2 separate regions of the Homo sapiens genome follow, and region 2 is linked to region 1. The links are chromatin contacts, found by Hi-C or POLR2A ChIA-PET in ENCODE. All regions are on one chromosome and are shown on one strand. The core of a region is the stretch at or near the end of the contact, and the rest is flanking DNA. Distances in the headings are between cores, read along the strand shown.

What was found. Hi-C counts contacts between places; a loop is a spot of excess contacts on that map. ChIA-PET counts read pairs that join two places held with the same protein, here RNA polymerase II (POLR2A). Pooled maps may share reads with other maps.
Region 2: a map of Right ventricle myocardium inferior shows a loop between it and region 1 (4-fold over the local background). The contact joins two enhancer-like sites. A Hi-C loop is called at or near these places in 2 of 168 maps with a recorded cell type or tissue (Right ventricle myocardium inferior and cardiac septum), 1 of 37 single-sample maps with no recorded cell type and 4 of 50 pooled maps. POLR2A ChIA-PET finds 5 or more read pairs at or near these places in 1 of 52 experiments (A549).

Annotation. Positions count from the first base shown.
Region 1 is chr1:7,644,121-7,646,690 of GRCh38, reverse strand. The region is part of intron 7 of CAMTA1 (calmodulin binding transcription activator 1); the gene reads right to left. Among named protein-coding and RNA genes, the nearest start is that of VAMP3, 130 kb to the left of the region's middle. RefSeq lists an enhancer at 2,380-2,570. Within about 2 kb of position 1,268, at least 7 of the 41 ENCODE cell types and tissues checked have a DNase peak (open chromatin) inside an H3K27ac peak, as active enhancers do.
Region 2 is chr1:7,516,813-7,519,382 of GRCh38, reverse strand. All of the region lies in intron 6 of CAMTA1 (calmodulin binding transcription activator 1), which reads right to left. Among named protein-coding and RNA genes, the nearest start is that of CAMTA1-AS1, 76 kb to the right of the region's middle. Within about 2 kb of position 1,289, at least 4 of the 41 ENCODE cell types and tissues checked have a DNase peak (open chromatin) inside an H3K27ac peak, as active enhancers do.

The DNA of each region.
Region 1 (2,570 bases), core at 19-2,518:
CCTCACAGTCACCATGGCCTCCACCCTCAGTCACCAGGGCCTCTACCTCACCAGGGCCTCTGCTCACACTCACCAGGACCTCCTCCCAACCCACCAGAGCCTCCACCCAACTCACCAGGGCCTCCACCCAACTCACCACAGCCTCCACCTTCACAGTTACCATGGCCTCCAACCACTCACCAGGGCCCTCACCCTCACAGTCACCATGGCCTCCACCCTCAGTCACCAGGGCCTCCATCCGCCTCAACAGGGCCTCCAGTCACACTCACCAGGGCCTCCACCCAACTCACCAGGGCCTCCAACCACACTCACTATGGCCTCCATCCAACTTACCAGGGCCTCCACCCAACTCACCGTGGCCTCCACCCAACTCACCAGGGCCTCCACCCAACTCACCGTGGCCTCCAACCACACTCACTATGGCCTCCATCCAACTCACCAGGGCAGGGCCTCCACCCAACTCACCATAGCCTCCACCTTCACAATCACCATGGCCTCCACCCTCACAGTCACCATGGCCTCCACCTGCAGTCACCAGGGCCTCCATCCACCTCAACGGGGCCTCCGCTCACACTTACCAGGGCCTCCACCCAACTCACCATGGCCTCCACCCAATTCACCAGGGCCCCCACCAAACTCACCAGGGCCTTCACCTGCACTCACTATGGCCTCCACCCCACATTCAGGATGGCCTCCACCTCCACTTTCAACATGGCCTTTGTGGCCTCACATTTACTATGGCCTCCACCACCTGCCATGGAGGTGAGGTTGCTTTTGGAGGAAGTGTGGGGGTGGAGGTGCTGAATCCCCACACACTCGTGCCTGTGGATACGTCGTGTGCCCGTGCAGAAGCATGGAGGTGCACAGAGCACTTGTGTGGTGTGGGCGTAGGCCCTGGGGCTCTGCTGATTCCACAGCCAGCCCTCCTGCCGCCCGCCCAGTGCTGCAGAGGACACCTGCCCCAGAGGCCTGAGTACTCTGGCCTGATGCCAGCGGAGCTCTGGGGCTGGCAGGCAGGGTGGAGCTAAACCCCGAGGCGGCTGGGGGAGCTGCCTGCTGATTTCCGGGCCTTCGAAGCCTGCAGGAAGGCCTAGGACTTGCTCATGGCTGCAGGGCCATCTGGCCAGCCAGGGCACTCCAAGAGGAGCCTCCAGGTGGGAGAGCTGGGACAAGATCACCACACGGGAAGGGCTGTGAACACAGCTTAGAAGTCATGCCCTCGCCACTCACTCCGGATGGAACAACCTCACCAACAGCTTGCTGGGAAATGCCTGGCGTGCCATCCCCTCCTGGGCTGCCAGGAAATGGGCAGGGAAGAAAGCCACGGGTGCTCAGAGGGAGAGGATCTTCTCCGAGGAAACGGTTCCATCTGGCTTTCTGTAGGTTCCAGTGGAGCCAAGGGTGCAAGGTTTGGGGCATGGCAGTTTAGAACCACTGTGGCTCTGAGCAGCCCAAGATCACTGAGCAAGTTTCCTGCCAGCTTGGCAGGACAGAAGCACAGAGCCTGCCTGGCAGAGCAGTCGACTCCACTCAAAGTCATCTCTCAGTGGCTAATCTGGGAGGAGAGGACTCCCCCTTCAGCTCCTCACTCACACTATGGGGGTTTACTGGGTGCAAATCTGGTGCTCTCTCAGACCAGCTGCATTGGAACAGACCCTGGAATTTCCAGGATGAGACATACTAAGCTTTAGATCACTTGCGTACTGTAAACTCCAGGCCTCAGACGGCGCCTCAGACAGTCATTGCCAGGCCTTGGACTGAGATGGGCAATTCTGTGCACTATAAGCCAGAAAGCTGAAGCCCACAGGGGCACCCCAGGCTAAGCACAGCTCTACTCAGCCCTGAATGATTCACATGCAGAACCTCTTTCCCCAAAGTACGTTAGGATGGAACTACAAAGCAAAAAACGACACTTCCCAGACTCTCTTGCAACTAGGAGTAACCATATGACAAAATTCTGTCCAACGACACCAGAGATGAAATGATGTATGCAAGTTGTGGGCTTAAAGGGAAGGAACTCACCCTCCACCTTATTTTCTCCTCTTTCCACTGGTTGGAATGCAGTTGCAATGGCAGGAGCTGGAGTAGCCATTTTGGACCATGTAAAAGAAGGCAAAGCCCTAGGAATGGGGAGCAGCCACCCGGAGGGAGCCAGGGTGGCCGATCCCTGACCCTGGGGCTGCCACATCAACCCTGAACTGTGACATGAAAGCCAAAGGAGCTTCCCTTTCATTGAAGCCACTGTTATTTTGGTCTTCCTCATAGCAGCAGGACCCATAGTCTCATGATTACAGAAGGGATTCCAAAAGACAGGAAAGATCTCTGGGAATGTCCTGGGAATTCCTATCAGCTATCTTCATTTATTTCTGTGTGTGTTTTTTTTCATCTGAAGGAAGCATTCCTCAGATTGCAGGTGGAAGGGAAGCCCCCTTCTGACCAAAGGGCACAGCTGCAAGGACCAGGATGGGATTCTCTGAATCAGCCTGGTGAGATTCCCAGGGCATAAGGTCACGGAGCCCCCATCTCACAGCAGGTGAGGTGAAGGCTGCAGACCCATCTCCCTTCAGCCC
Region 2 (2,570 bases), core at 40-2,539, 130 kb after region 1:
AGTGGCCATGCTGGGGAGCCACCTGTGGAGCTGCCGTGAGCAGGAGCTGCCCTCCTCCAGGTCTGGCTAAGACTTCCCCTGTGCCCCCACCTCTCCTGGCCCCTGCCCACCTGCCGAAGCCTCAAGGAGACAGGTGAGGGCTGTCCCCAAACTCCTCCTCAGTGGCAGAAAGCTCTGTGCCAGCCGGCATCAGGGCACCTCTGGCATCTCACCTTGTAAATGAGCTTTTGATGATTTGAGAAGACTTCTAATTAGAGCACCTGTTTATGATCTCAACTTTAATTGCATATTAACATTTTTTCTTCCTTTTCCCTTTCCATCTGGAGTGGGCTGTCTGGTGATGGATGGGGCAGGGAGGAAGGCCAGAAGATTTCCTTGAGAACTGCCTTGCTCTCCCCAGGAGGGCTCTGCTCCTGGCACAGGGCCGGGGGCCCCCTCCCCTGGGGACCCAAGCCATCCCAAGTACTGGGGCTGGCAGGCCTGGAGCCATCACAGGCCATTTTTTCGGGAGCACTCAATGAGGGTATGGCCAAGTTTGACCTCAGAAGGGAGATGAGTATGCACCAGGCTCCCTCTGCCCATGGGATGGATGTGTGGCTCCTCCTGACTTTTTGTTCTGACATTGGCTTCTGGAGAGATGGAGGCAGTGAGTGAGGGGCACCTTCCTTTCCAGGAGTCAGCTAAGTGGAGCTGTAAGACATGCCATCCTCCCTGCACCAGGCCAGCCCGGCCCTTCTCCTGGAACCAGCGCTGGGTGGGCACAGGTCCATTTCTCCTGAGGGCAGTGTGGGCGGCCCAGGCTCCTGGACCCCAAGGCGGCCCGACAACACGCTCTGTTCATCGGCTGTCTTCAGGGAGGGATGGTGCTTCTCCCACAGGCAACTGCCCCGTGGGGGGACTTCAGGGGCTCTGCAATCAGCCTTCACCTAAATGGGCCCTTCTAAATGGGTGGAGACACTGACCTTGGGGGTGTCACTGGGCTCCTGGTGAAGTTGATGTGGATAGGGGTCAGGCCCAGGATGGAGAGGCCGGTGGAGGGAACAGAAGAGCCATATTAGGGATGGAAGCCATAGGGCAGCTCAGCCTCTGGAGAGATCCCGCCACACCTCCGGGAGGGGCTTCTAGAAGTCTGGGAATCCAACTGCCAGCTTCGTTTTACCAGGTAGTTTTTCAAATTGTGTAAGACACAGTCTCCAAGCAGCCTGAGAGTTGCTGATAGGAGCCATATCCCTGACACGTGCTTGCTAAATATAACCTGACTCTGGGATCACGGTCCCATCCACTTCTCACATCCAGCTCTGGCAGACACCACTTAGCTACTCATATGTCCTCTTGTCCCCCAGTGGGAGAAGCTTCTCTGAGCCCTTGGCCCTCTTATCTAGGCTGGAAAATCAAGAGTTTCTGATGGTTCAGTCAATTGCCCAGGCTCAGTAAGCAAAGGGCTTAACCCTGGGCTCTCAGAGCCAGGTGCAGGAGGGGTCCTCCAGGCCTCCTGGGGGGATCATCGTCCCTCATGGCAGGACTTCTCTTTAAGGGACCTTGGCTCAAACCTCTGCCTGGACATCCTCCAGGGGTGTACTCCGAAAGTACATCGCCAGGACTGAATGGATATCGTGTTCTCTCCCTGATGGGGGATGCCCAGACATGGTAGACAGAGGATGTGTTGGTTGCTCTAAGTGTCTCTGACCCTGAAGATTTGAGAATAAGCCCCAGCCGTCAGCCCCTGCTCAATTGCAGTCACCCACCCAGGAATTTCCCCAACCCTTCTTGAGACTTCATATCTGTTTTACTTTTTCCTTCCTTTGGAATCATAACATTAAAGAGATGATATATACCAAAGCACTTTGTGAAAGGAGAGTTAGCAGCAACTACTCAGAAAAGGAGCTAACATTTAGTAGAACCTACTAAATGCCAGGTTCTGTGCCAGGTCCTGCAATCCTTGCCATTATCAGAACAGGATTCGTGTACCCATTTCACAGGTTGGGGAACAGCTTTAGGGAAATTAAAGTCCTTGGCCAAGGTTGCAGGTAGAAGTGGAACTCTCCTGTGAGGTTCCCCTGTGACCCAGCAATCCCATCTCTAGGGATTTATCCCAAGGGTATAACCAGACCAACATGAAAAGGATAATTAGAAGGATCCTGGTTATTAATGATGAGTAATTAGGAATAATCCAAACATCCCACGCTCACGGACTGGCTAGATAAGTGATGGAGTATTTGGAGAATGGAATATAACGTGGCCACGAGAAAGGATTATGCAGATCTATGTCCATCAGCTTGAAAAGATGCTCATGTCAGCAAAAAAAGTAGATTACAAGATAGCAGTGGCTAATATCTGCCCAGAAAGAGCTCAGAAGTTCAGACACTAAAATCTGAAGAGTTACTATCTTTGGAAGGTGGGATTTCACACGATTTTTATTACCATTCTACCTTTTTTTAATGATTAGATTTTTAAACATGGGCATGGATTATTTTCATAATGAGAAATAACAATAGAGCTATGCCCATTTTACAAACAAGAGCCCTCTCAGGGTCTCCTGTGTGACTCCCTTTGCTGGCAGACAGGGCTTC